7 separate regions of the Mus musculus genome follow, and regions 2, 3, 4, 5, 6 and 7 are each linked to region 1. A link is a loop called in an ENCODE intact Hi-C map of the cell type or tissue named here. Cell type or tissue: left cerebral cortex. All regions are shown on one strand. Each heading gives the region's core, and the rest is flanking DNA. Links, peaks and the distances in the headings are about the cores only.

Evidence for each region. Hi-C counts contacts between places; a loop is a spot of excess contacts. Peaks named below come from ENCODE experiments on the same cell type or tissue, not always from the same donor. Only the 100,000 strongest peaks of a DNase experiment are listed, where the experiment ranks them.
Region 2: it touches region 1 in a loop (2.7-fold over the local background); 4 of 42 quality-filtered maps call a loop at or near these places.
Region 3: it touches region 1 in a loop (3-fold over the local background); 8 of 42 quality-filtered maps call a loop at or near these places.
Region 4: it touches region 1 in a loop (2.5-fold over the local background); 6 of 42 quality-filtered maps call a loop at or near these places.
Region 5: a loop joins it to region 1, with 4 times the contacts of the local background. A loop is called at or near these places in 3 of 42 quality-filtered maps.
Region 6: a loop joins it to region 1, with 2.6 times the contacts of the local background. A loop is called at or near these places in 3 of 42 quality-filtered maps.
Region 7: a loop joins it to region 1, with 2.7 times the contacts of the local background. A loop is called at or near these places in 5 of 42 quality-filtered maps.

The regions. Positions count from the first base shown.
Region 1 is chr5:112,572,287-112,576,608 of GRCm38, forward strand. The region is part of intron 1 of Sez6l (seizure related 6 homolog like); the gene reads right to left. Among named protein-coding and RNA genes, the nearest start is that of Sez6l, 2.8 kb to the right of the region's middle. In left cerebral cortex, for the core only: a CTCF peak has its summit at 1,844; DNase peaks (open chromatin) are centred at 1,256, 1,844, 2,740, 3,426 and 1 more place; H3K4me3 peaks cover 3,458 bases; H3K27ac peaks cover 2,170 bases.
Region 2 is chr5:113,052,463-113,056,784 of GRCm38, forward strand. No RefSeq gene overlaps it. Among named protein-coding and RNA genes, the nearest start is that of Gm22740, 10 kb to the left of the region's middle. In left cerebral cortex, for the core only: a CTCF peak has its summit at 2,067 (motif pointing left); DNase peaks (open chromatin) are centred at 2,075 and 2,780.
Region 3 is chr5:112,468,103-112,472,424 of GRCm38, forward strand. Sez6l (seizure related 6 homolog like) reads right to left here. Exons shown (of 17, transcript NM_001253916.1): 5 at 3,495-3,680. Among named protein-coding and RNA genes, the nearest start is that of Gm42160, 6.6 kb to the right of the region's middle. In left cerebral cortex, for the core only: a CTCF peak has its summit at 2,240 (motif pointing right); a DNase peak (open chromatin) is centred at 2,262.
Region 4 is chr5:112,654,285-112,658,606 of GRCm38, forward strand. The region is part of intron 1 of Gm30529 (predicted gene, 30529); the gene reads left to right. Among named protein-coding and RNA genes, the nearest start is that of Gm30529, 7.2 kb to the left of the region's middle. In left cerebral cortex, for the core only: no CTCF peak of the experiment used is centred there; a DNase peak (open chromatin) is centred at 1,886; H3K4me3 peaks cover 415 bases.
Region 5 is chr5:112,778,290-112,782,611 of GRCm38, forward strand. It overlaps Myo18b (myosin XVIIIb), which reads right to left. Exons shown (of 44, transcript NM_028901.2): 33 at 4,296-4,322. Among named protein-coding and RNA genes, the nearest start is that of 1700095B10Rik, 13 kb to the right of the region's middle. In left cerebral cortex, for the core only: a CTCF peak has its summit at 2,377; DNase peaks (open chromatin) are centred at 2,315, 3,181 and 3,620; H3K27ac peaks cover 2,401 bases.
Region 6 is chr5:112,489,343-112,493,664 of GRCm38, forward strand. The region is part of intron 1 of Sez6l (seizure related 6 homolog like); the gene reads right to left. Among named protein-coding and RNA genes, the nearest start is that of Gm42160, 15 kb to the left of the region's middle. In left cerebral cortex, for the core only: a CTCF peak has its summit at 2,336; DNase peaks (open chromatin) are centred at 2,359 and 3,981; H3K27ac peaks cover 280 bases.
Region 7 is chr5:112,846,833-112,851,154 of GRCm38, forward strand. The region is part of intron 12 of Myo18b (myosin XVIIIb); the gene reads right to left. Among named protein-coding and RNA genes, the nearest start is that of Myo18b, 47 kb to the right of the region's middle. In left cerebral cortex, for the core only: a CTCF peak has its summit at 2,245 (motif pointing right); a DNase peak (open chromatin) is centred at 2,241.

The DNA of each region.
Region 1 (4,322 bases), core at 238-4,237:
GAAGCTGAGAGTTCTACATCTTTATCTGAAGGTTGCTAGCAGAAGACTGACTTCCAGTCAGCTGGGAGGAGGATCTTAAAGCCCACGCCTACAGTGACACACCTACTCCAGCAGAGCCACACCTCCTCCAACAAGACCACACCTACTCCAACAAGGCCACACCCACTCCAACGAGGCCACTCCCACTATAGCAAGGCCACACCTCCTAATACTGCCACACCCTGGGCCAAGCAGATTCACACCATCACAATCTATATCTTTGAGATGAGGTCCACCAGGTGAGCCTCTCTTCCTCTTCCTTCTGCTGGCTCCTGTTCCCCTCTTTTTAATTCCAAGAGCAAAGCCTGCTTTAGGGTTTCCCTGCCTCATGTAGAATTCTCTTCCTGGCACCTACTGCATTCCTCCTGGGCCAGCCCTGCTCAGCAAGACTTCACCCATCAGGCCTGGTAAAAGTCATGCACAGCCACCTGTCATATTCCATCATGGTCCATCCCTCCATTAAAGCACACAGATGACGGCCGAGACCCTGTGGATCTCTTGCTGGGGTGCCAGAAGTGGTGCCTAGCAGAGGAACATTGGGTCCCCAGCATTGCTCATATCCCTCACGAGCCGTACATCAAAAACCCAAATTACCAATCAGAGGCAACTGAGTTACGGCAAGGCCTGAGGGGGCCGAGCCCCAAAATGAGATAGCAGCCCTTGGAAAGTGAGGGAGGAGACCCCACTATCTTTTGCAGTCACATAAGAGAGTGGACATTTGCAAACTAGGAAGACAGTTCCTACCAGAGAAAACTCTGCTGACTTTATGAACTTGCACTACCAGCCATGAGAGTTTTATTCATTCATTCATTCATTCATTCATTCATTCATTCATTTGTCACAGTGGCTTGAACAGAGCCAGTCATACCAGAACTCGGCGCACAGGGAGGCTCTCTCATGTCATCTTTCCAATCTGTCATCTTTAGTTGCCATTAACTGTGAACTCTGATTCCTGCTGGTGGGTTCAAAGCCATGCAGCGTGGGGGGTCTGGGAAGGAAAGCTGCCAACCCCCTGTGATATGGAGATTTCCCTCTCTACATGGTGGTGGGCAGGTAAGTAGGGCTGCCTGCTGCCCCTCTTCCCCGACTTTGGCCTAAATTAGTTCAGTATTTATGTGGGCATCTGCTTTGCCCAATTTTGGGAGGCTACTTTCTTGGTACCTGTTCACAGAGGAAGTTTGTTCTTAGGGGAACAGGAAACCACTGCATGTGTGCGAACATATGCCGGTTTCTCTTTACACGAGTTACAGAATCCTATAACCACACTTCTAGGTTGGTCCCATCAGCCCTCCATTCTATTTACGTCCTACAGATGGCAGAATGGAGTACCAGACAAGAAGGTCTCTCTGAAGGTTAAGTGCACCTAATCAATGAATGGACTGAGCTTTTGGGTTGAGGCAACTCTGATTTCCAAACCGTTTTCCTGAACCTTGCTAATTTCCTTCTCATATTCAATCCGACCACTCACCAGAGCAGCCTTGCCTCCGCCCTCGTTTTGCAATTGCCACTATAAGGGAGTCCAAACACTGGCAGAAAAGGGCTAGATGAGGGTCTGAGTTGTAATGACACCTTGCGAGTAAGCATTCTCTGCAAACTTCTCATCTCTGTGTCCCCCCTTTTCACTGTGTGCCAAAAGCTGACAGTAATCTCTCCCTGTGACATAAGGACCAGATACCTCCAGTGGCAGGGAGTGAAGCCAGGTGCACAGACCACCAGGCTGAGAACCATCCTAGCTTTCAACAGGACATACACGTGTCTGCCTCCTTCCTGCCCAGCTGCAGCTTTGAGCGCCCCTCGTGGAGGCATGCAGTATGGGCCTGCCACGCAGCCATCAACTGGCACACAGGAGAGCCTTGTGTATTGCGCTCCTTTGAATGGCTTGCAGGAACGGACTCCTAACCAAAAGTCACAAACCAAATTGTTCGGGAAACATCCTTTTTTATGCCTTGAAAGAAGAAAGAAAGGAAGTCGATATGGTTTCCTAATGACCAGCAGAACTGTGTGAATAAAAGAAGAATCTTTTAAGTTTGTCTCGGGTAGTCCCTGGTGGGGGCAGCCAAAACTCTTTGAAACAGAACGGCACATAGAAAAGCACACTTAAGGCCGACGTAACAACGATACATCTCACCACATGTCAGAGGCTAGGGGAGGCAACAAATTAGAGTCTTACTGAGAGATACTGGATTTGCTTTGTTAATCCAAGGGGAAAAGAAAAGGAACGGCAGGCTTTGCAGTCTCGGCGTGTGCGTGCATTGCTCTCCCATGCATGTCTTAGGCAATAGGGGTCCTCTTAAAAAAGACAAGCTACACTTTATTCCCATCAAAACGGCCCAGAGAATGCACAGCCTGCAACAAGTTCCCACCCCTCACACTGCATGCAGGAAGACAAGTCTGCAACACTGGGCTCCTCTGATGCCTCTCCTCTCTGGTTTGTGGATAAGAGCTGCCGGTTAAAAATAGAATTTATTGCGGAAGATCAATTGTTTCCAAATGGACCATGAGAACTGGCAGTGCCCATGGGCCACCCTGGCTCCCTTCTTATGACTCAGTCAGAACCCCATGGTTAGTAACGAGCCTTTGGATGAAGTGTATCGTGGACTTTAATTTGGCAGTGACCTGAAGTTAATTAAAAATATATGCTCACTAGCCGCGTGGTGTGGAGCAGTTGCAAAATATAAAATGTCTAAAAATTGACATCACAAATGCACACATCCTGCCTTCCCTCCTACACTCTGGCACACACTGAGGAATCAGGATACAGGATCCTGATCTTGGGTGACATTTTCCTATATGCCATTAAGACCCCACCCCATGCCAAGGGTGGTGCCTTAGAGAATGTCAAACTCAGAGGTAGGGCCACTTTAGAAAAGATGGTGAGCCTCTGGGCATCTTTGAGTTCTGCTTGTGGAGTGGCAGGCACACACACACACACACACACACACACACACACACAGATTTAAGAGCTGGGGCAGGGCAATCTGGATTCAGTTCAAGGCCACCACGTTATTGTTGGAAAGAGACAGCTAATTAAGAAAAGGCACGCTGGGTAGAGACCATTGATTTAAACCAAATCTCTTTTCCCATCTTTCCTAGGGAAACTGCCCAGACCTGGTGTAAATTGGAAATACCACTGTCTCACAAGGGGAGGGGGTGTTCTCAATGACATGTTTTGTTAAATAGAGGAGGCAAATCATGCCCATCGCTCCCATTTCTGGGTCCAAGAGATTGGGGATATAATGTCTGATGTATGCTGAGGGTACTCCAGGCCACAACGAAGTGATGGGACCCAGAGCTAGGGCCTGGAGCTGAGAGCTGTCCGGGGCCTCTGGTGCTGAACTCAGGGGCCCAGAATTCCCCGCGGCGAAGCGGCAATGCTTCTCTGTCCTCAGAACTCCAGATCATCAAGAAAACCTCAATTATACAGAACTCCAGATGGACGGGGGTGCTGGGGAGTGGGGTAAGCGCTCCATGCTGTGGTCAGCTCAGGCAGGCTCCAAGCTTTGTTTTGTAAGTTACCACGGGAGGAAACAAGAGTCACACCTTGCCAAGAGAATGAGAGGTTAAGTGATCCAACCCCAATAGCTGACACCGTGGGCTCTCCTGGTGTCTTTAGCTCTGGTGGCTGGGGGTGGGATCAGCTTTGGGTGAGTTATTTGCCTCCCTCTTCTCTTCACCTCAGCATCTCACTGTAACTTCCTGGGACCCTAGCAGGGTGGAGCAAAGGTGTGACTCCAGGCAGGTGAAGGAACCGACAATCTCGACAATCTCCATAAACTCAGACCCCCTTCCCTTCCTAAGCAGCAAGCACGTGGGTTTCACCAGCACCCTCTCTTCACTCCTAATATCGATGAAGCTGTAGAGGGATAAAGGGGGCCAAGCCCCTGGGGTTCTAATATCTCTCTTCTCACCAAGTTCTGGGAGCCTTGAGCTCTCCTCCATCCGAAGAAGCCACACCCAAGTCCAATTTCCTGACACCTGGCTGGGACCTATCCAGGAGACAGCCCCTCCGGATAGTCCGAGACAGCGTGGGATGGTGGGATGGGAGGGAGTCTGGTTCTGGAGACAGGCAGTCAGCTGTCCGCTTCCTATACCTATCCTCTTCCACAGAGCCTGGCAGAATAACCTGGCAGCCAGCCCCGGGTGCAGTTGCAGAGAGCTTCCAGAATCTGAAGGTTTGGAGAGGACCCCACTCCCAAGAGCTTCTCCCGGAAGCGTCTCCAGACTGCAAACGGGAGCCCAGAGACCGACGAAGGACCCGCAGCCTAAGGCGAGAGTCCTTCAGA
Region 2 (4,322 bases), core at 80-4,079, 480 kb after region 1:
GTGGGAAGGTAGAGAAACCGAGAGGAGACACAGCGGTCCTAGGACCCCATCCAGCCAAGGTGGAGTGAGTTCCCTGGGGTACAAGTGAAGGCACACCCCACTGTGAGCCCCCAATGATTCCTTCCTACCAAGAATATCTGCACTTGAAATCTGGGGGTAAGGAGGTAAGGAGGGGACGCCTTCACACGTTTGCTCGGCTATGAGCTGTCACATACCTGCTCTGTCTCAGGGGCTGTGTGACACACTGGGGACCCTGGGGTGAGCTAACCAGGGTTCTGTCCAGGTGAAGCTCAAAGTCCAATAGGGAAGCCTGCTATGGGCCAACACAGTTGCGGGGGGAGGGGCTGATGAGCTGATGGTGGGGGTCTGGTGAGGGTAGATGAATCAGGGTCGATGTGGGCAGATAGAAAGCCCCTATCTGGAGCTGGAGGAAGGAAAGACAGAGGGGCGGGGAAGATGGCTGAGCGAGGGATGCCAGAACGTCTGACTTCCAAGAGAAACATTTTTGAAGGATGTTAACATGTCACTAGCCAACCCAAGAGCTAAGAATGTCACCAAATATCACCTGAGGCCTGCAGCAGAGCTACCCTGATCTATGTTCTGAAGGAGAACTGGAGGAAAAAGGCTGTCTGTGTACTGGCTGGTTTTGTGTCAACTAGACACAAGCTAGAGTCATCAGAGAGGAGGAAGCATCAGTTGAGAAAACGCCTCCATGGGATCAGACTGTAGGCAAACGTGGGATATTTTCGATGGGGGAGGGCCCAGCCCATTGTGGGCAGAGCCATCTTTGAGCTAGCTGGTGGTTCTGGGTTCTCTAAGAAAGCAGGCTAAGCAAGCCACAGGGAGCAAGCCAATAAGCAGCATCCCTCCATGGCCTCTGCATCAGCTCCTGCGTCCAGGTTCCTGCCCTGCTTGAGTTCCTGTCTTGGCTTCCTTCAGTGATGAACAGCAATGGGGAAGTGTAAGCCAAATAAACCCTTTCCTCCCTAAGTTCGAGGTGTTTATCATAGCAATAGAAAGTCTACCAAGGCTAGGTGGCTGATCAGAAATGTAGCAACATGGGCAGGTTGAAATGTTGCCAAGTCCAGGGCCAAATGATCTTGGGGTATCTTTGGCCCTTTGATATATATTGACTTTTTCCGTGCCTGATCCAGCTGCTTTTGCAACCATTAGGTACTTCCTTTGTAATGTATGAACACACCCCTAGTGTCCACCAACCAACAGGCTGAGAAAGCTATCGGACAGCACCTGGGATGTAGCTGTGATGTCTCTGCGTTACTGTAACCCTCTTACCTGATGCCACCTCTAGTGTTTTAAAAGTGCCTTGATTTGTGACTTTCTTTTGTTCCGTGACTACAAAATTTCATGGAACACTTGCCATGTGGGAATGTGGTATTTAGGATGGCGCCAGTGTGTTCCCAGCCACACAACAAATCCTTTTACACAATGTTTTCATATTTTAAATGCTTGGGGGCTGGGAGGGCCTAAGAAAGATCCGGGTTTTTTGGTTTTTTTCGAGACAGGGTTTCTCTGTGTAGCCCTGGCTGTCTTGGAAGTCACTCTGTAGACCAGGCTGGCCTCAAACTCAGAAATCCACCTGCCTCTGCCTCCCAAGAGCTGGGATTAAAGGCGTGCTCCACCACTGAAATTCAAATTTAAGATTCCTGAAGTTTCGTGGGACTTGGTCGGTGCTGTGATTTACACATGCGCAGGGTCCTTCGTGCGGAAGGCACCAGAAAGGCTCGTGGGTGCCCACGCGAGGCGGTCAGCGCAGAGACCCAAAAGAAACTGAGCGACTCCAAGCGACCTGGCCTCTATGAGGCCAAAAATAAAACAGTTTTATTTATTTTGTCTCCGTGGTGGTTTGTGTTCTTTTGTGCCGGGGATTGGAAGCATGAGACGAAATGCTGATCATTCCCTGCACTCATCTTGTATTTCCAGAGTCCTTGCGAGTGCTCCTGCGTTGGACCCCCGAGGGCTCAGCCTCCCAGCAATTCAATTGCCAGGGCGCACGCGAGGCCCTGCTCACCTCGGCGACTGACAGAATGCTGGGGATGGCACTTTGCTGACACCTCGTGGCCAGTGCGGGAAATGGCTCCCCGAAGGCTGGGAAGAGGGGCTGATAGGTCCTTGGAGGCCAGAGAGACGGTATGTGGCCTTCCAGGAAAAGTGGGGGATGAAAGAAGGGGGCGGGGTGGACAGAAAACACCCTACAGTGACCAAGGGGGCCAGGGACTAAGACTAGCCACCAAGTCCTTGAATCCAGGCCCAAGAGAACCTATGACCTGCTGGATTTCACACACCAAGTCCCTGTCCCACCCTATGGAAGCCACGCCCTATGTTCCAGAGTCTCAATGGAAGGTGGGGTTGTTTTCTGAGGATGGCCACCACTAGATAGCCTCATTGACTGGTGAGACCTTTGCCCCTTCCTCCCAAACCTGAGCATCTCCACCTGACCTGGGATGCCTCGGGAGAAAGAGGAGCTACTCAGAAAGTGTCACTCAGCTGCACCTTCCTCCTGGGGCACTGGCTCCTGGAAGCCATCGCCACGAAGTGAGGATGCCAACACCCCAAGGATCACCTCAACTTCACCTGGGAAATTCCACACCTCCACACCTCCACTTAAACTGCGACACTTAGGATGACCTCATCTGTCCTAGGGGTGGCTCTTTTCTCTTGCCACCATCCTGTGAGTTGGGGCAGGGGAGGGGGAGGGTCTGGGACAGAGAACTAGGTGGGTGTTGTTCCTGTTTGGTTGAAGTGTTGTCAGATCAGCTCCTCCCACAGGTTGCAGGGAGCCAGCTCCACCAGTCTGCTGCCTCCAACGTTCTTACTCCGGTGATGAAAGCAATATACCGTTCTTAGTGTGGTGTGTTGGGGCTCCCTAGAGGGACAGAACCAATAAAGAAATGATGTAGTAAAATACATAATAAAAAAGATAATTATTTCGTTGGCTCAGCCGGGCTTGATCATCCAACAATGGCTCCTCCCACAGTGAATATCCAGAGAACCCAGGGGCCTTTCAGTCAATGAAGCTAGATGCAAGGAAGTCCCAGGATAGCTCTTCAAGAAGTTTCTGTGGGGGGGCTGGTGTCGAGTCCACACAGCAAGGCTGAAGACACTGAAGGCTAGTGTCCACGAAGGACAAGCCACAGCAGCGGTCGCACTCTCTCGGGCAGGAGTGGAGGCAGGTGGGCCCACCTGCCCCCCATCAGTACACTTCTTTATATCCAAGCCTTCCGTTGGAAGGTGCTGCTTCTTGAGGGTGGGCATCACCCTTGGTTACTCTTCCTGGCCATCCCCTCGAAGACTCACACAGAGCATGTCCCACAGGTGAGTCCCATCAAGTTGACAGCGAGACCAGCAATCCCACATAACTCTCCATGGCTGTGTGTTTGTGTCTATTTCTCCTTCTCATAAGGACACCTCATGTGGGATTAGGGGCCTCGACTCTAGGACCATTTCATTATATCTGTTCCAACCAGCATCCAAAGAATGCTTGCCCCCTCCCATCCCCGCCTTCTGAGCTCCTGGGGGCAGGTTTGCAAGTCATGAGTGAGGCAACTCGATCAATAATAATCACCTGGGCTTAACTCCCCATCTTGTTTAGTCCCAGGAAGAAAGTAGACCCTTGATAGTGGTGGTTGAAGAATGAGCAAGAATCAGAAGAAGAAGCCATTAACATTGTATTGTACTGTATTGTAACATTGTATTATATTGTACTGTGTTGTAACATATTGGTCCACTTATGGGTCAAGTGGGCCTCCCACAGCTCAGCTGCTGTAAGTAATAGCCCCCCCACGCACACATACACAAACACACACATTGTGGACACTTTTCCCGCCATACACACACTGTGTGGTGGTGCTGAGAGGTGATTCGGGGCTGTGGAGCTAGAGAGATGCTCAGTGGCTAAAAGCACCAGATACTTTTGCAGAGGACCTGGATTTGATTCTCAGCATCCACACAATGATCCCCAACCACCCATAATAATCCCAGTTTGGGGGAAATCCAGTACCAAGTATGCATGAGGTGCATATGTGTACATGCAGATAAAACACTCATATGAATAACAGGAAATAATAAATCTTAAACATTTTAAAGAGGCAAGATCTAGAACAGGGGGCTAAAGTCATTGGGACTGCATCTTTGAAAGTCATGAATCTGGTCTTGTAGAGGTGGGCATGCGGGACATCCTTACCAGAGTCAGCTCAGCCCCTTGTGCCCACAGTTGGTTCCCTTCATTGTTCTACCCTTTCACCCTTCCAAAAGGGACTTTTTTTGTCCAGAGGTGGCTGCCAGCCTGTGGAACCAACCTCTTG
Region 3 (4,322 bases), core at 246-4,245, 100 kb before region 1:
CAAAAAACAAAACAAAACAAAACAAAACCAAAAACAGCTAAGAGACATTAAGTCGCTTGTTCAAGGATGCACAGCCAATGAGTAGAGTCCCTGGGCTGCAGGCCTGGGGTGCTCCATGCCATTCGAATTTACAGTGACATCTGATGATTCAGAAAGGAGCCGGGGTTGGGGGTGGAGGGCAGGTGGACACTTTACAGATGAAGAAAGGCCTCTTTGGCTCACCTAGCGTGCCCAGTTCAGTTCTTGATACATGGTAGATGTTCACAGAATGCTGAATGACAGCATGCAGGGGTTGGGTTGACAGAAGGAGACAAGCCGTGACAGCTCTCCTCAGCCCTGGACTGGGCTGTGTGACAGGGTGGATGGAAAGTGTCCTTCCTGACTGAGTGCTCAAACATCCACTGTGGCATGTACCTGTGAAGGACTTCACACAAGACAGTGGATTCCTCCGGAACCTGAGGTGTGCCAGTGGTGACAGGGTGGAGGTGTGGGGGTTATGGTCTCATCCCTGGCAGGTCCCTCTTGAGGAACAGCTGCTGCTTCCCATCCTGCCCTGCCATCTTCTGATGTTAGTATAGTCTTTTTTTTTGGGGGGGGGGGTTCTTCTTTGGCTTGTTTGTTTTTGAGACAAGGTCTCACTATGTAACCCTGGCTGTCCTGGAACTCACTGTGTAGACCAGGCTAGCCTTGAACTTATAGATGTTCATCTGCCTCTGCCTCCCAAGTGATGCTGACATATGCTGTCTTAGTTAGGATTTTACTGCTGTGAAGAGACACCATGACCAAGGCAACTCTTAGAGGGGAAACATTTAATTGGGGCTGGCTTACAGGTTCAGAGGTTCAGTTCATTATCATCAAGGTGGGAACATGGAAGAGTCCAGGCAGGCACAGTGCATGAGGAGCTGAGAGTTCTACATCTTCATCTGAAGGCTGCTAGTGGAAGACTGGCTTCTAGGCGGCTAGGATGAGAGTCTTAAAGCCCACGTCCACACCTACTCCAACAAGACCACACCTCCTCCAACAAGATCACATCCATTTCCACAAGGCCATGCCTCCTCCAACAGGGCCACACGTACTCCAACAAGACTACACCCACTCCAACAGGGCCACACCTACTCCAACAAGGCTACACCCAGTCCAACAGGGCCACACCTACTCCAACAAGGCCACACCCACTCCAACAAGGCCACACCCACTTCAACAAGACCACACCCACTCCAACAAGGCCACACCCTCTAATACTGTCACTGCCTGGGCCAAGCATATACAAACCATAGCATATGCTGACCTCCTCAAACCTATTGAGCCCTTTCACCCACCAGCCTTTTCACAGGATAGCTCACTGGCAGGGAAAACCGACACCTTTGACCTTCACTTTGGTACCTCCCACTCAGTTTCCAACAGCCTGGCTCCCTGGGGACACTTTCCCTGGTCTCTGGCCTACCATCACCTCTTGTCCCTGAGTCCCTGAGTGTCAGGGTTTCTCTTGTCCCTACCTGCTCTGTGGCACTACCCCTATGACCCCTCTCTGGCACTCTCTGCCCTCCTCACCCCCGCCATGTTTTCTCATCTGGTCACATATTGGGGGGTTTGAATAAGAATGGTAGCCCCCTCGCCCCACCCCCATCCCACCCCCTGCACGAAGTGGAACTGTTGGGGGAAGGGTTAGGAGGTGTGACCTTGTTGAAGGAAGTTAGTTCCTGGGATGGGATTTGTAGTTTCAAAAGCCTGTGCCAGGCGCTCTGTCTCTGTCTCTGTCTCTGTCTCTGTCTCTGTCTCTGTCTCTGTCTCTGTCTCTCTGTCTCTGTCTCTGTCTCTGTCTCTGTCTCTGTCTCTGTCTCTGTCTCTCTCTCTCTCCTTCCTGTCTGTGGACCATGATATAAAGCACCTGTGTGCTTTTTACTCATGGACTCACCCTCTGAAACTCTAAGCAAACCCCCAATGAAATGCTTTTATTTATTTTTTATTACTTTGTTTTTTAAAGAAGAGTTTCCATAGTTACAATGTTTCTTTACAGCCACAAGCAGTAACTAAGACGCCATCCTGTACCAGGGCAGAGACTCGGAGAGAGCAGGACCCTCACAGCTCGTATCATAGGCGCAGAACCTGGTAACAGTGGACGTTTGTGGATGCTGGCAGGATCCTCGAAGGATGTCAGATCCACTAGCCAAGGATCCCCCCTGTCTGTCCTTGAAGTCCAGGTTTCCTCTTGCTGGCCTGTACTGTCTACTTCTTTCCACCAGAGGGCACCAGGCCACCTTAGTTGGAGGCTGTCACCAACTTTTTGAGGTCATGTTGACTAAGCTCAACCAACAAAACAGAACAGCAGCAGCTAAGCCCAAAGTCAAAGCAACAAAAGAAACAAGGGATGAGAGAGACCTCATCATTACGAAGAGGCCATGTGAAAAAATAAACCAAAACCAAAACCAAACAAACCCCCACAGAACCGGGGAAGAGGCCTACAAATCATATCTCATGAAGGTTTTGATCCATCATATGTAAAGAGCACTTATAGTACAGCAACAACCCAGTAACCTCTTGAGCAATGGCCAAAGGGATTAAAGAGCCTTTTCAGAGATGGCATACTGTCAGCTACAAGAAGCATTGAGAAAGATGTGACAGCAGTGCTTATCATGGAAACATGAGAACGTGGTGAGTCTGTAGGCCTACTGTGCTGATTGTAGAAAGCAGTGCATTGGTGAGCGTTGGAAGGAAGAGAACTGCCGTGTGCCACCAGTGGCAGGTGAAATGGCATGGTGTGGTTTCTGTGGGAAGTGTGGGTTTGTAGAGGTTACACTACACGACCTGGCAACACTGTTCTGAAGATCATATTTAAGAGAAATGGAAACTAATTTCTATGTTCAGAGCAGGGCAGTTACTTAGGTAAAAAGTGGAAATAATTCCAAAGTTCAATGTTGGATGGATGGGTAAACAAAACAGAGCATAATGTTCACAACGAAATATTACACAGCCATGAAAAAGAACAGCTTATACATGTTGCACTGCAGGGAGAGCTTGGAAACCCCGTGGCGAGTGGGAAAAGCTGCATGTCTGCTACCCGCGTGAGAGCTCACAACTGGCAGATCACAGAGAAGAAAGCTTAGCATCCAGGATATACAACAGCCACCACCAAGTCAGCTGCTGAGTGACTGCTAGAGAGCAAGGTTCTCACTGGGCAGAACACTGCTGTGTGGTATGTGTCCTCAGGAGCCAATTTCATACCCTGGGCACTGTATGACAGCACAGCCTGGAGGGCAAAGGCCTTACCCAAGGTTACACCCTATGCCCTAGGGCACTGGTTCTCAACCTTTTCACAAGGGTTGTAGGTCACATATCCCACATATCAGATTCGTAACAGTAGCAGTTTAATTACAGTTAAAACTAGCAATGGAATGATTTTACGGTTTGGGGTCAGCACAGCGTGAGGTCTAACCAGTGCCTTAGAGGGTGCTGGCCTACCCTCGCCCTGCCCGGCTGGCAAGCACTCATGGTACCTGAGCAGACAGGCTCCTGGCTGCTCCAGTGCGGTTTGGAGGCATTGATGCAGGTCAGCGTCTTGGCTCCCTGCAGCTCGTAGCCCAGGTGGCAATGGAAGTGGGCCACCCCGCCCGAGTGCAGATCCATCACCGTGACCTCTCCGGCATCGGGCCTCCGGGGAAAGGGGCAGCTCAGCATGAAGGCTGCGGAGAAGACAGCAACCCGAGCACATTAGCCATGAGCAGGGAGGCTGTGGGACCCACATCCTGGCAGCAGCTATGTGCTGGGGATGGAGGGGCGACCCTGTCGAGGAGGGCTGGGTGCTGGAGCTGCTGGCTGGGTTGTTTCTCTACCTGATTTTGGGGAGCTTGGCTAAGTTGGCAGGAATCCTCCTGCCTCCACCCCTCAGCACTGGGCCTACAGGTGAACCCTGCCTTGACTTTCTATGTGGGTTCTGGGGATGGGAGCAGTGCTCCTTCTGGAGATGGAAACACTGATCCTTCTGGGGATGGGAACACTAATCCTTCTGGGGATGGGAGCACTTCCTTCTGGGGATGGGAGCATTTCTCCTTTCAGTGATGGGAACAGTGCTCCTTATGGTGATGGGAGCAGTGCTCCTTATGGGGATGGGAGCACTACTCCTTATGGTGATGGGAGCACTGATCCTTATGGAGATGGAAGCACTGATCCTTATGGGGATGGGAACACTGATCCTTATGGGGACCAGAGCACTGCTCCTTCTGGGGATGGGAGCATTTCTCCTTACAGTGATGGGAACAGTGCTCCTTATGGGGATGGGAGCACTACTCCTTATGTGGATGGGAGCACTGATCATTATGGAGATG
Region 4 (4,322 bases), core at 322-4,321, 82 kb after region 1:
TTCCTCCCTTCAGGAAGGGAGGAATGCCTACAGTGCTCCATGATCTGATTTCTCTCTTCCAGGAGGGGAGGAACCTTCATGTTCTGGGGCCTGGTGGAATTTTCCAAAGGCCGTGAGCTGACCTCTCTTCACTATATCCATTGTGTGGCTGGTACCTCAAGGGGAGGGGATGCCTTAGCCTGGATCTGCACAGGCACCCCTCCTACCTCACCATATCTTTGACCCCTTTTCTTCTTTATAAAAACAACAGTTGTCATCTCCATTGAGCTCTGGAAAGATGTCTAGGTGGGGGTGTGTGGCTGTAGTCCTCACAGTGAGGTCAAGGGGTGACGGCAGGGAGAAGAAAGAAGCCACCAGAGTCACCTGGTGGATCTAGGAGACACACTTGAGCCTGCCTGGCAACTGGGAGACTGCAGAATAGGCAACTCAGATCTTTTCCAACCAGGGATTGTGAAGGCTCAGTGCTCACCCTGTTGTGTTTTGTAAGAAAAAAAAAAAAAAGAAAAGAAAAAGAAGCCAGGGATATGTTTAATGGAGGCGCCCTATGGTATATGTGGACGTGGTACCTCTGCAGGCTCATGCTGAGGCATCCCTTCTCCCAAGGTACCAGCCATAGGATGAATATAGTATACAATAGAGTTTATTTAGGGCCTGGGGAGGGGAGTTGAGGGAGGAGAGAGAGAGAGAGAGAGAGAGAGAAAGAAAGGGGGGAGGGGGAGGGAGAGAGAGACGAAGTGGGTGTGAACACATGGAGAAAGAGAGGGGGAGGGGAATGAGGAGAGAGGGGGAAGAGGTGAAGAGAGCAAGAGAGAGATGAGGGGGCAAGCAGCCCATTTTATATTGAGTCAGGGACACCTAACTGTTGCCAGGTAATGGTGGGGCGGAGCCTAGAAGAAATGCCAACACACCAGAGCCCTCAGGCTCACTTCTAATGAATGCTCACCAATGGTTACTTAACACCTCAACACTGCCTGTGCCAAGGATCCAGGACTAAAGCATCCCAGAGAAATGGTGGCCTGGTCAGTCCCGCAGCTGTGACAAGTCCCCCACCCCAGGGATACTTTGTGGGAGACAGACATTGTCCCTCAGTTCCCTGACTTCTGGACCTGTGGGCTTTGAGGCAGAGTGTCCCAGCAGGGAGGGACGCAAACAAACAAACAAACAAACAAACAAACAAAAACAAATGTGAGAGGGAAGGTCTTTGAAGATAGAGCTCCTAGCACTCATTCTTCCGACTGTATCCACCGGACAGTAAATTTCAGCTATTCGGACATCCATTCAGCCAGATCGCTCACAGACCACGCACTGCGGAACAACACCCAGCCCAACAAGTAAACCTTTAGGAGACTGCAGCGACACACCAGGGGTACAGATAGTCTAGGCTCCGCCTACAGTTACCTGGCAACAGTCCGGTATGCCTGGCTCACTATAAAAGGGGCTGCTCGCCCCCTCCTCTCTCTCTTACTCTCTCCATTTGCTCCTGCTCCCCCTCTCTCCCCATTCCCCTACACTGTCTCCATGTGCTCATGCTCGACCTCTACTCTGAATAAACTCTATTCTATACTAAACCGTCACGTGGCTGGTACCTCAGGGGGAAGGGATGCCTCAGCACGGCCCGCAGAGGCACCCCCTTTTTCTGGTCTTTTCTCTATCTTTTTATAAAACGCAATAGACATTGTCTGACCCTGCCCAGGAATAGGAACACTAGGGTACCCTCAGCGGCAGTGATGGTATCACTGAAGGGTCCGTGTCTGGAGGTGCTCCGAGCTGAGTGAGCATTACTGCGCAGTCCCTCAGTAGGAAGAGCCCGATTCTGCCTCTAACAAGCAGAGAAGCCAAGTCCAAGCCAGAGCTGGACGACTCCGAAGCCAGCTGAGACTTCTGCTTGACTTCCAGTCTCTACTATAGAGTCTCTGGAGGAAGTTTCACGGATGGGGGATCACCCACACTCCAGTTTGCAGAACTCTGATTTTATTAAAACAGCCATGCCCAGGACTTTGAAAACCGCACTTTACACACAAGGAGGACCCTGTGGCGTGGCTTTCCTGTTAGGACTGCTCCTGGGGACTCCACAAATCCCAGACGGCCTTTTGTCTTTGGCGTCTCCAGCTCCTTAGTCTTCAGCCGTTTTTCCCTTCCAGATAATCATTTACACAGAAGGAGAATAATTAGCAGTCAGGAAGGGCATCGCCTCCAGCACCCCCCCATCCCCCCCCCCCAGCCTTTCTCCGGGTGTCTCTTGGAAGAGGGACATCAAAGCCACCGAGGAGGGTTTTCACACAGGGGTTTTCTTTCTCCTTTGGTCTGGCAGAACAGCAGGGAGGCAGCCACCTCCTGTTTGTGCCTGGACCTGGCTACTGCCAGGTTTTCCATCTTGAGAAGACACCCAGAGCTCAGAGGAGGCTACAATAATACAACGCTCCCCTGGTTGAGGGTTCCTTCTCATGGGGTCAGATTCTCCTGACCCTCTCACCATGTGGTCTACTGTTGAAGGGAGCGGTCGGTCAGTCCCCTCAAATGTCAGAGGAGAAAAGAGACTGTTCAAGAAACATGGCCCAGGTTGCATTATAGTTCAGGAGCGAAGAGCTGAGTGGACTGGGCTGGGCTTGAGACAGAGGGGGATGGGCTGGGCTGGGAGGGCGGGGGATAGGGTGGGAGGGGAAGGGTCGGGGATGATGTTAGCATTCTGTCTAAGCTCTGCCCCATAGTTACCTGGCAACAGCCAGGTATGCTCCGCCTCATATTTACCTGGCAACGGCCAGGTATGACCCTCTCCGCAGTTACCTGGCAACAGCCAGGTAGGGCTGACCCACTATAAAAGGGGCTGCTTGCCCCTCCTAGCTCTCTTGCTCTCTTCCTCCCTTGCTTTCTCTTGTTCTTGCTTTCCTTTTCCCCCTCTCTCCCCATTCCTTCCCTCCCTCTCTCCACGTGCTCATGGCTGGCCTCCCCCCCTCCTCCTCCTCCTCTTGTCCCTCCCTCTCTCTCTCTCTCTCTCTCTCTCTCTCTCTCTCTCTCTCTCTCTCTCCCTCCCTCCTTCTCTTGACTCCCCTCCCCATGCCCTGAATAAACTCTATTCTATACTATACCTTCATGTGGCTGGTCCCTCAGAAGGAAGGGATGCCTCACCATGGACCCGCAGAGGCACCCCCTTCCTCCATATCTCACTCCACCTTCACAGAACATAACCCCCCTTCTCTTTATCTTTTTATAAACACATCAGATGGAATCTGGATCTCAGAGACTGGAGCATCCCTGAGAACTGGGTCTTTGCCTACATGGTCATGGGGCCCAATGGGGCTGATTATTTGCCTTTTGGTTTTTGAGACAGGGTCTCTGTTGGCCTACAGAAAATTCTGCTAGGCTCCTCCCAGGAACCTAGCAACAATTACATCATCACCTGTCAGTAATGGAGATTACTGCCTGTACCATTGCCAGATATGGGTGACCTGGCAGCCTGGCAGCATGTAAGAGGACAGCCCATCTCTCTCTCTCTCTCTCTCTCTCTCTCTCTCTCTCTCTCTCTCTCTCTCTCTCTCTCCCTCCCTCCCTCCCTCTCTCTCTCTCTCTCCCCCCAATGTGTTCCAAGTCAGCCTCTCTTTTGGTCCTTCTTTCTGTCTTCATTTGGTCCTCTTCTCTGCCCCCACCCCTTCTCCAGGTCCTCATTCCTCTCCTTTCCCTAGCCTCAAACTTGCTCTGCAGCTGAGAGTGGTCTTGAACTCTCTTTAACCTCCTGCCTCCACCTCCCAAATGTTAGGATTATAGGTGTGCACCACCATGCCCAGTTTATGCTGTGCGGGGACTGGAACCTATATCTTCGCAAGTGATGGATAAACACTGCACCCACTGAGCCACAGCCCAGCCCTGGACTCCTGGATTTTCTAAAGTTAACTTACCAGGTTTGATATGACATGCTGTCAAATGCTGTCCAGGTCTCCAGAAATCACAAAAGAAGAGGAGGATTCAGCCTGGGCTGTCAACAACTTCCAATGTATTATGGTCCCACTTTCATGTCAACAAGGGAAACGGGCTTGGGAGGTGGTTTCTTAGCCAATATCATGGTAAGATTTAGGACTGGAATTCAAGGTTTGGTGTAGCCATGGCTGGTTTTGGCACTCGACCATCAGTGCCTGATTCTGAGCAGACACATCAGTCCTCAGCTAAACAATCAGTGACTACATTTCTCCTGACTGTCTGTACTGCTGCCATGCTGTTCTAACCTTAGCCTAGGGAATGGTGCCAACCATGGGGGGCTGGGTATTCCCATATCAATATACACAGTTAGGACGGTTTTCATATACACACCCACAGGCCAGCCTGATGTA
Region 5 (4,322 bases), core at 302-4,301, 210 kb after region 1:
TGGCTACAGCACATAGCTTTCCTAAGAAACAAGTTGGTTGGCAGCTGGTGTTTGGAATGGCTATGAGCATAGTGGCCCCTTGAAGTGTTGACATGCCCGGCCTCGTTCAGCTTTCTGCTAACAGAATCCATGAGAAAACCTCAGCCCAAGCTGTCCTCTCCATCTTAATTATCAAAGGGACAAGAAGGGAGGAGGAGAGAGAAGGAGGGAGTAGGGAGGAAGGAGGAGGAAAGAGGAAGAAGAAGAGAGGAGGGTGGAGGAGGAATGAAGGAGGAGGATTGAATGAGGGAGGAGGAAGGAGTAGAGAGGAGGGTAGAGGAGGGAGGAATGAAGACGAGGGAGGAGAAAGGGAGGGAGAACGAGGAGAGAGGAGGAGGGAGAAAGAGGAAGGAGGAGAGAGGAGGGAGGAAGGAGAAAGCAGGGGAACGAGGGAAGGGAGAAGAGGGAGGAGGAGGGGAAAGAGAGAGGGAGGAAGAGGGGGAGGGTAGAAGAGGGAGGAGGGAGGAGAAAGGAGTGTAGAAAAGGGAGGAATGAGGAGGGAGAAATGAGGGAGGAGGGGGAGGTAGAAGGGAGAGGAGAAGAGGGAGAAAGGAGGGTGGAGGAAGTAGGAGGAGGTAGGAGGGGAGGGGAAGAGGGAGGAGGGAGGTAGAGGGGGAGGGTAGAGAAGAGAGTAAGGAGGGAAGAGGAGGGAGGAGAGAGGAGGGAGGGGAGAAGAGGAGAGAGGAAGGAGGAGGGAGGGAGAAGGGGAGGGAGAATACAGAGGAGGAAGGAAGATGGGGAGTGTGGAGAAGAGAGGAAGGAGGAGGAAGTGCCTCCTTAGATTAATGGGAAGGAAGTGTCATTTTGAGAGCTAAGTGATTCACGTGTTTCTAGTTAATGGGACTTAGAACCTTTTGCTTTAATAATAAAAAAAAAATGGTCTTAAGTAGCCAAGGCTGGCCTTGAACTCTTGTTGGATTGGAGGGCCAAGTAAACCAACATGGGAGACATTCCTCCACAGGTGACGTGACTCAGAGGGGAGCTCTCCACCGAAAAGCAGCACAAGGTAAGAGTTGACAGGTTTTCCAATACTAGAAAGCTCCCAATGGGTGAAGATTTAACCAGACAAGAGTTACTGATCTATCTCTCTCTCTCTCTCTCTCTCTCTCTCTCTCTCTCTCTCTCTCTCTCTCTCACACACACACACACACACACACACACACACACACACACACACACGGTTGAAATAGTCACATGACCAAGCGTTAGTGGCATTCGCATCGAGCCAGGGGTAAGAAAGTCACATTTGCTAATATGCAGCTGAGACCAGTGGGTAAGTTGGAGGAGAACCAACTGCCAGTCCCTCTTGGAAACAGTTAAGATTTTTTTCCTATGCCCAAAGAGGCAAAATTGTTCTCATTTCCCAGTGGTAAGATCTTGAACATAGAAAAGCCTAAAATCATTGACAGGTGAGATATCACGAAATAACAAACTCAGCAATTTTGCTCCATACAAAGATCGAGGAGGCTTCTCACAGGATGCATAACACGATTAAATACAAAGCAAAACGCTAAACAAGCACTGGTCATAGAGCCGTGGAAATCAGGAGTTTCCTGCAAATAAAGCTAATTCGGGTGCTCACGGCACACGTGGTTAGGAAATAAGCATTGTGGGTAGAGAGAGACAGGCATTGTGAGAGATGGATAGGGCTGAGGTCAATAACAGTGTTACCATGAAGCTGACAGTTGTCTCCAGTCTAACTTGTAAATCAGCCGTTCCAATGAATCAAGTTTCCTCATGGAACCTTTTCTTTCTTTTTAAAAAATTATTTATTGTTATTTTATGCATAGGGATGTTTGGCCTACATGAATGCCAGTGTATCATGTGCATGGCCTTGTGCCCACAGTGGACAAAAGGGGACTTTGGATAACCTGAGAATAAAAAGTACAAACAGTAGTGAGCCACTGGGGATAGAACTTGGGTCCTCTGCAAAAATAACCAGGGCTCGGCAGACACTGACATCCTTTGCTGCTGGGTTTTCTGTGGGTGGAATGTGTCGTAGGCTGGCCTAATGCTGCCCACAATTGTTTGCATGAGAGAGACACTGAGGGAACCTTTCCCCAGTGAATTCTGATTGGTAAATAAAGATGCCAGCAGCCAACAGCTGGGGAGAAGAGACATAGGCGGGGTTTAGGTTTCCCAGGCTTGGGACCATGAGGAAAGACAGAAAGGAGCTATCATGCCTTAGAAGAGTGTGCAGGAGAGAGACAAGAGCTGCCATGGGGTAGGGAGGCAAGGAGAGAACCCTGGGCTCTGGGCCAAAAGGACGTGGGCCAGAAGTCTGAGTAATCGGAGTTAAGAGCAGCCAAGGAAGAACAGAAATTAGTAAGCAGTAACACAGAGTTATCGGTAGGAGGTGGATTCTACCAGCATGGAGGATAGGCAGCTGCCCAGCTATTGTGCTGCATAAGGCTGTGTGTGTGTCTTTCATCTGGGAACGTAAATGGTCAAAGGCAGGAAGGAACTCCATATCAGGATTTATTAAAATATTCTTACTTCAGGAATATGGGGTCCCATGTAGGCTGGGTAGGCCCTCTATCATTCATGACTTGCATCTTAAGGTTATTAAAGACTCAAGAAGACAAGGTTATCTTCAAAGATAGGCTAGGTAAGATGTCCCTATGTGTTACAGTTTCCTTTCTGATGCTATGATAAAAAACAAACAAACAAAACAAAAACAAACACAAAACAAAACAAAACAAAACACCATGACCAGAAACAACTTGGCAGAGAGAAGGATATCTGTGGCTTGCACTTCCAGGTTACAGTTCACCACGAAGGGAAGTCAGAGAAGGAATTCAGTAAGAGCTTGAAGGCAGACACCATGGAGGAATGCTGCTTGCTGACTCCCTCAGACTCATGATTTGCTAGCTTCTTTATAAAGCTGAGACTACCTGCCTAGGGTATGGTGCCGCCCATAGTGGGCCAAGCCCTCCTACATTAATTGACTTCTCCACATGCATGTCCACAGCCCAACCTAGTCTTGGTAATCCTTCAACTGTGACTCATTACTAAGGTGACTTGCTCCTGTGTTAGATGGTTAAAGCTATTTAGGACACTGCAATTTATTGAAAGCTAGCCAGCAGGACCAGATTGTGCAGGAGCAAAGAGGAGCATGAAGCCAGTAGAATGGGGATCTGTCCCCACCCACGGCATGAGGGATGGTGGTGGGGGAAAAAGGGAAAACATAGGTATCTATTTCATACCACACACCTACGTAAGATGGATTAAAATCTAATTATACACACATAAAAAAAAAGAAGTTTAGAGCTTTGAAGGCGTATGGTAAAACATGAACTGAAATTAAGGAGGGCAACTTGAAAGTAGGAAAGCATAAGCTGTAAATAAGAGGTCTGTTTGGCTTCATTGGAAGCACTTTATTAACTGAAGGGCATCATCCATAAGGGTATAAGTTATCCACAGTCAGAGTATCGAAACTTAAACTATCAGAAACTGGTTGGTGTCTATACACAGACTATGAACGATTCCCAGAAAGTACAGAAGCCAATCATCATGACCGGATGAGTCACAGAGATGAAACGGCACAGCTTTCACGGAGACAAGGGACCTGCCGTGCCAGCTCTGGGAAATTACAGTACACACTGTGGCAGCTTGTGGTGGGTGGTAGGCTCAGCATCCCACACACTGTCCCCATCACAAGAGTCATCATTTTCAGAATGCCACAGAGATAGGCTGAGGTCCCCAGAACAGGGACAGGCCCGAGGGTCCCTGCAAATCTACATGCTTAGAGCTATTAACAAACTTAGAGCTTAGAGCATTAAACAATGCTTAGAGCTATTGCCCAAAGACAGACAGACAGACAGACAGCAGAAGTAGAACACACTCCTGCCTGGCTCCCAGCATGGCTGCCAGTCCTAGAAAAATCTTGTCCCTTAAAGGTCAGCTGTGGGCATGGTGGCCATCTATATGCAGCCTCTTAATACAAGCATTATTTACATTTGACTGCCAACAGCCACTGACAGCCATATTGCTTCATCTGTCTGTCCTGAGTAAGGTCACTCTTATTTACTTCCCTGTGTTCTTTTAAGAATGCTGTTCTTAACTTCGGAGAGTTTCAAAGAGCCAGCAGAAAGGGTGGGTGGAGCAGCATGTACTTTGGGGACACAGGGAGAAGTCAGCTCAAAGGCCTGTCCTCAGCCCTTCCTGAAGACCGAAGGCTCTCTCCTTGTGGCTGGATTTCTCGTGCATCCAGCCATCTCTTGGAACCCTCAGATGTCCCCACTGTGTGGCCTTACCTGGTCACACAGGGTTCCAATCAAGCC
Region 6 (4,322 bases), core at 10-4,009, 83 kb before region 1:
CAGCGCCCCCTCTCCCCCTGCCTTCTCCTCCCTTCATTCCCGCCGGGCCGAGTGTTGCCCTGGGGCCCCTATTCTGTTCTTAGCTCCTCCGCCATATCCAGTATGGGATGCTGAGAATCTGGTACCTGGGGCTACCCCTTGTCCATCATGTGCCCTGTGGGGTCAGTGGCTTAACACAGCCAGATGCCCACCTAGGGTCATGTGGAAAGTGTGCGCAATCCTCCCGTGTCCACCTGCCCAGAGCACTGGAACTCTGGCGGGACACAGGTTCTCTCCCACTCCCCTCTTTCCCCCACATCCACGGTCCCGCAGTATTAGAAGTGTGCTTCAGACGCTCTGAGTTAGACCTTGGGTGGTGGGGTAAAATCTTCACTAATTGAGTCACATAGCCATTGACCTGTGAGGATCACACTATATCCCATAATACCAAGCCCAAGGCCAGTGCATCTGCATGCCCACACAGTCATCACATGGCCTCCCACAACTCATCACGTGGTCTCCCACTCAGTAATCATGTGGTCTGCCATGCAGTCATCACATGGTCTCTCACAGTCATCACGTGGTTTTCCACAGTCATTATGTGGCCTCCCACGAAGTCATCATGTGGTCTCCCACGCAGTCACCACATGCCTCCCCCCATACAGTCTTTGCATGGTCTCTCGTGCAGTCATCACGTGGCCTCACACATAGTCATCACGTGGCATTCTATGGCTGGCAGTTTACAGCTGAGAGGGTTTTGTATGACCCATGCACAGCTGGGGACATTTTTACCTGTCCAACTGGGGGGTTGGGCTCTCGGCATTAGGTGGGCCAGGCTGCTGCTCTATCCTACAGTGGAAGGGACAAATCCTTTCCCAGTGAAGAAGGAAGCAGTCCTGATGTGCACTGTGACCAGAGCAGAGGTCTGGGCTATGTGCACCCTGCTGGTCCGTGCAGGTTTTAGGCCAACTTCATTAGCTGGGATACATTTTATACACACGTGGCCAGATGAAGGCTTCGGAAGCCCTGGGTATGGCAGAAATGGAACCCATAGATGATGAGGGAAGCTTGGATTGAAGTGGAGAAAGAAAGGCTGGGCTGGGGTGATAGATAACCTGGCTGGTACAGTGCTTGCCTTGCAAGCATAAAGACAGGGTTTGAGCCCAGAACCCACATAAAAAGCTGGGCCTGAGGGAACACACTTGTGATCCCAGCACTGGAGAGGCAGAGACAGGGGGATCCCTGTGTTCACTGGCCAGCGGATCTAGTCAGGTCAGTAGCAGAAACACTCACATCTACAACACACACATGTGCAACACACTACACATGTGTGCAACACACCCCAAACACACATGTGCAACACACATGCAACATTTCACACGTGCAACATTACACATGTGTGCAACACAGTGCAACACTACACACATTTGCAACACATGCAGCACTACACACGTGTGCAACACACTACACACATGTGCAGCACATACACATGCAACACTACACACGTGTGCAACACATCCCCACTCCAAACACACATATGCAACACTACACCCTTGTGCAACACACACTATACACATGTGTGACACACCACACACATGTGCAGCACACACTATACCCATGTCTAACACATCCCTACCCAAAACACACATGAACACACATGTGCAACACATACTATACACATGTGCAACACACATGTGCAACACACTATACTCACATCTAGCACATCCCTATTCAAAATACACATGTGCAACACACACTACATACACACATGTGCAACATACCCCCACCCACCACACACATGTGCAACACCCTCCACTACACACATGTAACACACATGTACAACACAAACACACAGATACGCACAGAGGGAGGAAGGTGGGGAGGGAAGGAGGAGGTAGAGAGAGGATGAGAACAGAGGGACCACCAGTTAAGAGCTCTGACCTTGCCTGACCTTAGTTGACCTTGTCTGATCTCATCTGACCCTGGCTGATTTGCACGACCTTGGCTAACCTTGGTTGAACTACCCCTTTGCTGAGCCTGTTTTCTCCCAGGTAGCGCAGAAGTGGGAAGTGTGTCCACCATGGGGTGGGAAATGCGCCCCAAGGGTAAGCAGGGTGGACCGGGTAGTCCAGCTACTCTGAATTCTTTTTGTGGCTTTAAAATGGTGTCACGATCTAGTTTATCTGGATGTTGTTGCTGATGACCTCTTTTGGAAAGGAGATTGTCGCTGATTGGCGCCAAAGCTATGTAAGGGTTTGCCAGCTCGCTCCATTTTCCTGCCTCTGCAGCCAGATCCAGTCCCAAGGCAGAGGAAAGCTTTGGGTGGAAATTGGATTGCAGTTTAATGAGTGGCCTGAAGGATGTGCTACAGTCGTTAGGCTGGTCTGGAAAGCCAGACGCTGCTTTACACAGGACGACACGTGTGCGTGTCTGCTCTTTCTCACTGTGAGCAGAAGCGTGTTTCAGATGCTAGGGTTTGAGGCAGCCCCATCCCAGCGCTCCACCCCATGCTGCCTGGGAGAATCTTGAGCCCAGCATCCTCCTAGCTCTGCCTCTGGCCCCCAAACCTGCACTCTGGGAATGCTGTCACCTCTGACCTTGCGGCCATTGCCTTATGTCATTACATTGCCTTACATTGCCTTCTGTCCCTCCCTGACAGCCAGAAGAAAATGCCTTCAGCTCCTGTGAAATCCCCGTCTCCCCAGTCATCCATGCATGGGTGTCCCCTCTGTTCTCTTGACTCACGTCTCTTCTACACATTGTAAAATAATGTTTCCCAGAACTCCGGTTTTATTTTGATTTACCAAAAAATCTTCAGGCTGGATTTCAAGGTTCTGAAAGAGAGGTCTCGCTAATACTCACTGTCCTGCCCTACCAGGAGGTGCACTACACTCTCAACTCCACCATTCCATCAGCATTTGAAAACATCCTGTGCTTGGGAAGAGAGGAAGGAAATCCCAGTGGTCGCTGCCAAGCCTGCAGTCAGCAGTCCCTGGGAATGAGAGTTTGAGGGAGGAGCAAACCTCCGAGTCTCAGTCTCCTTATCTGTGAAATGGGTGCATGGGCACCACCTCACCAGCAGTTGAGAATTAAATGTCCAGGGCAGGAGCAGAGGAGACCCTAAGTAGTACCCACTGGCTGTAGTGACAGAGATGCTCCAGTGACATGCTTCCACTCTTAGGACTCTTTTTCTCACTGCCAGCCCACGAGGCCCTGGCTTGACCAAAAGTCATATTGCTTTGGAAGATATGCTCCCTTCCTGGTGAATCTACAGAAGCTCTAATTAATTAATTAACCAGTTAATTAATTAGTTGCTTTCTTCCTTTGATTGGTTTCCAGCCAGGCTCCTGTACCTGCTACAGAGCTTAGAAGAATCCAGATAAAGACCAAAAATCAGCAATGGTGGCTTCCCTGCCCTGGGATGGTAGGGTTGGGAATGTTTGTGATTGCTAAAAGCCCTTATCTCTGTCTTCATTTCTCAGTCTCTGTCTCTCTCTGTCTCCATGTCTGTGTCTGTCTCTCTGTCTCTGTGTCTGTCTCTGTCTCTCTGTGTCTGTCTCTCTGTGTCTGTCTCTTGCTCTGTTTATTTTACATGCTTCTTCCCTCCCTAACTGGGAGCCCCTTTCATGCCCTGGATCATAGGGAGGATGCCTGACCGTTTGCTGAGAAGGAAGGGGCTTTGTGAAGTCTAGAGTGGGCCCATGCCCCCCATCCCTGGCCCCTGTAATCAGACATTTCTGAGATAAAAGGCACCCTGACCACATGAAGCCAACCCCTGCCCAGCTGCCAAGGAGACCAAGCGACCCAGTGCTCCCAGCACCCTGGGTACACTCCGAGATCTGCTTCATTTCTTGAAGACAAACAAGGAGCTAGGCTGTGGGCTAAGCTCTCTAAATAGGAGCCGGACTTCAGGCTAGCCCTCTAAAAGTGAGCCAGGCTGTGGGCTGCGAGGAGATTGCTCTCCTTGTGGGCTTGTGGGCTCCAGCGAGAGGGAAAGTCGACACTGTGCGCGCTCCAAACAGCACAAGTCTCTTTTTAGGGAAGATGCCACTGTCTCAATTAAAACGCAGACCAGAATATTTAATGGCACGGAAATTGATTTAGATGCTATTTAAATAATTTCCCCCTGGAGAAGATGGGAATTACTTGGCCTAATTTTCTGGAAGCATACATTTCCTTCCCTCTCAGAACTTCCACCCACTGCTCCATTCGCTGGGGTGAACCGCAGTGCACAGCAGCCTCCCGGGACGCTGCTCCGCAGGAGGGCAGAGCTGTAGATAGGACAACTGGGTCACAGGGAGAACAGGGTGACTCAAGCAAGGCAATCCTCATCCTCACCAGCT
Region 7 (4,322 bases), core at 128-4,127, 270 kb after region 1:
TACACACCTGTGTGTTTATGTGCATGTCCATGTATGTATTTATGTGCATACCCATGTATATATTTATGTGCACATCCATGTATGTATCTATGTGCATACCCATGTATTTATTTATGTGCATGCCCATTACCTTTCGACCCCTTCCTGCCCATTCACCCACACAGCCACTTCCCCAATTACCCAGCCACATATCCAACCAGCCACCCGTATGCTCAGCCCATGTTTACTGAGAACCTTTGACGTGAGAGCAAGTCACACACGTCAAATGATGACCCTCTTGCAGCTTACAGTCCAGGCAAGGGGTTGAGAAAGAAGCAAGCAGACAGACAGTCGGTGAGATAATCTCAGGTGGTGCACGCTGCAGGGAGAGACTAGTGTGGGCACAGAGAGATGGTGGTTGTGTTAGCATGTGCTGCTCAGAGGGACCCTGGGAGGATATGACAGTGGGCTCAGCTGTGACCAGGAAGGAACCTAGAGACTAGGAGTTGGTAGAGAGGCCCTGGGACAGAAATGAGGAGCACAGCAGGGAGGAGGGCAGCCAAGTGGAGGCCACTTAAAACCACCTGACCTCGTGGAGCTCGGAGCATGCTTACAAGCAAAAGCTTAAGTAAAAGTGACAAGGAACCGTCCCACAAGAGGATGTGAAGTCATTTCTAAAATGCTGTCACAGTGAGAGAGCAGGGAGGGGATGGTGATAAGGCTCAGCAGGTGAGGGGCTTGCCACCAAGTCTGAAAGACCAGAGTTCAATCCCCAGGACCCTCAAGGCAGAATTCTGGGACTAAGTCCTGCAGGTTGTCTGTGCATGCTACGCAAAGAAATAGATGTTTTCAAATTATTTTAAATTACATGACAAACAGGAACATAGTCAGCCGGGGATCACGACAGGGCGAGGAGCTGACATTTTCCAAATTCCCTACAGTAGCTGTGGGCTGATGTTGTGACCCAAATACAAATAACTGACTAATTAAAACAAATCACAATGCGCTCCTTTCAAGAGTTCTGTCTCCTTGCAAATGTGTTTCTTTCTCTGAAACAGAGTCTCAGCTACCCCACAGGCTGGCAGGGCCCAGTGGGCCAAGTAGACAACTGAACAATCGAACAGTCGGTCTCGGGGAGAAATGGGAACCCTGGGGGAGATTCTGCCCATGACTAACCAGCCTGAACTTCGTCTCCCCCCGCACCCCCCCCCCATCACCACCTTCACCTCTGGGGTGCCAGAGCAGTGAACGTGGGTGGTCGCTGTCGCTTAGAGGTGACAAAAGGGACTCAGAGGATCGCCGGACAACACAGAGCCACCGAGTGGAAGAACCCGCAACCTCTGAAGCCCACCCCATCCTTCAGATGTCACCTAGCACATCCTTAGGACCCGGGTACACGGTTCCTGACGTGAACCGAGCCGTCTATTTCTCTCAGACAAACATGTGTAAAGGGAGACGTTAGTGCTCCATCTCCAATGAGAATCATTGTCGCCTGTCACAAGAGAGAAGTAGAAACACATACGCGACACGGGCGCCAGCAGGCCATTAGATTCTAATTAGATCCGTTACCTCCGCGATGCTGAAGCCAGCTCTCTCTTTCTTAAAAAGGGAGCTGAGCAGGCACTGGAGAGGAGCCGGATGGTCCATTTACCCCTGGATGAGACCAGACCTAGGGTGGGGGTGGGGGTGGGGGCGGGAGTGGGGAGGGGGCAGGAGGGTCCTGGGAACTCTCTAACAAGAGCCGGCTTCCCCACTGCTGTCTTCCGCGCCCCCTCCCCCACCCCACCCCACCCCACACCACTGTGCACATCTGCCCTGGAGTCTCTGCCCCCTACCCCACCCCACCCCCATCCCCTGCAGTGACCTGCAGAGTCTGGTGAAGCTGAGGAGAAGGAGGTTGGCGGTGAGGTTTCTGGGAGGAGTTACGGGAGGCCTGCTGGGGGCGTGGCCAGTAGCCCAGGTGTTGAACCCAGACTCGACTCCTTTGCCTTGGTTCAGACAGGAGCAGCTGCTCCGGGCACCCCAGGAAAGCCAAGGGCTCAGAAGAGCCACCCGAGGGGGAGAAAGAAGGCCCTGGCTAAGATCACAGCTTCAGATTACAATTTCCACCACTGCCATTCGCGGATGACCACAACTCAAGCACAATTATGACCTTTGGCATGTCGTGAGAGTTCCAAAGATCCCTTTAGGCTCAAAGACTGGGTGGAGAAGGCAGGCATGCCCAGTACACTGTCGCCGCTGTGTCTCCACCTATAAACTCCAGGGGGCGCTCTTGGCCAGGCCCTGGCCGTGCAGGGGCCCAGCTACAGGTCTGTCAGCTGCTTCAGGAAATGGCTGTAAGGTCTTATACCAGGAAAATGCTAGCTTTGGAAACCAGCGTCCCCTCTAGGGGTTCAGTTGACTAAAGCTACTTCTCTACTGAAATGGGGTCGTGGGTTATCCCAGCGTCTTCTACTAACCCCCTCTAAGGACTTTGTTGTGCTCCTCAGAAGGACCCACACCGAGGTTGGGGTAGGGGAACATGCCCCAGCATCTAGATAAACAGGGATGTACCTCCGTGTGGTCGTCAGTTAAAAGTAATGACAGCCATTGAGATTTGCGTGGGGCTTACGTGCCAGGGACACTTCTGGGATGCTCACAAACCCTCCAGGAGAGTGTGACCAAGACACACAGTCTATTTTCCTGCCCAGCATGCTACAGAAAGCAAACAGGGTCCTGGCCAGACCCTGTGCGGCAGCGACTCCGCTATTCTGTCTTCCATGGATGCGGAGGGTTCATTACTGTCACCAGACCCCTGATAAGTCACCCAGGGAGGAATGAGTCCAGGAGTGGATGAGCTGAATGGCTGACAGCCAGCTCTGGCCACTCTGTCCCCTGCCTCCCCACCAACACTTGAAAAAGAGAATGACATGGAAAAGAGAATGTACGAGAGTCGCTTTACCCAAAGAAACCAGCCATCTGGACCCTCAGCCCACCATCAGGACAGCAGGAGATCAAGCTGAAGATAAAACAGAAGGGAGCTGGACAGAGAGGGTCAGGAAGGGGTTGTCAAAGAGAGAGGTTGGACTAGTTCTGACAGGGACAGGGTGTGTCTCTCCCTGCCCCCAGCCTGCTGCAGAGGGTTGCCCACATTTGCTGGATGCTCTTCTCAGCACCAGCTAGAGTTCCCAAAGCTGTGCCTGGGGCATCTCCCTGAGTGCGGAGGTCATTCCCCACTGCACATTGGACTGGCAGCCATTTCTTTCGTTTCTGGTATAAAACAAAACCCCTCTGTAGCCAGGGGGCAGGCAGCCCCACTCCTGCTCCCCAGATCTCAGCAAGCCCTTCTGGCACTTCTAGGCTCATGTCTCATGTGTACCCGTGTCCTGGAACACCTGCTTCAGCATCTTGCCCTCAGCTAGCCAAGGACAGGTTCAGGATAGGCCACCTGCCTGTGATCACAGACAACAGTGTCTAGCTGGGTTTCACTTTAAATGATGGCAGCCTAGGAAAAGGTCCAGAAAGTAAGCCAACCTCTCAGCAAGCTGCCTTCTCTCCTGCTGTCATCTTGTTTTTTCCCCCAGAGGCTACCTGCATTTGTCTGAGTGAGGCCAGGCTCAAACCATCAGTCACCTAGGCAGGGCAGAGCTGACTCAGTGATTCTCAGTGGCAACAGAGGCATGGAACAGGGCAAGCTGGCCTCAGAGTTGGTGTCTGTCTCCCCAGAGTTCATCTAACACACTAGAGGAAACAGAGGCTCAGACATGGCCTAGTCTGTAAAGGGAGGGCATGAGATGGTATCCCCAGCACCTATGAGAAAAAGCCAGGTTTATCAGCACAGGCATGCAATCCCAGCCGTGGAGAGGCAGAGACAGGCGCCGGTAGCTTGCTTAGCCAAATCAGAATGCCCCAAGTTCAACCAGAGGCCTTGTTTCAAAATATAGGATGGAAAGAGATGGAGGGAAAGCAGTCAAAGTCTCTTCCCAGGTCACACACCGAGGAAACCGATCCCTGTACCATACCCCTGCCTGGGTAAGTGTCATCTCTATGGGACTTCTCAGGGCCTTCAAAGCCACTTTTGTGAGTCTCCAGCGGGGGGCGGGTGTGTGTGTGTGTGTGTGTGTGTGTGTGTGTGTGTGTGTGTGTTTAGCCCAAAGTAACCTCAGGATGCCTTAACAGAGCCTGCAACACTTCCCAGGTCCCATTAGACTCTTCTCTGGGAAACTCTGGTTGAGTTGGAAGAGACCCCAAGGTTACTCTGTCTCCAGAGCTACCAGGCAGGCAGCACAGTAATGAGAGGAGGACTGAGAGGAGGACTGAGAGGGAGAAGGGCAGGAGTAAGCGCAGATCCTGAGGCTGCAGAG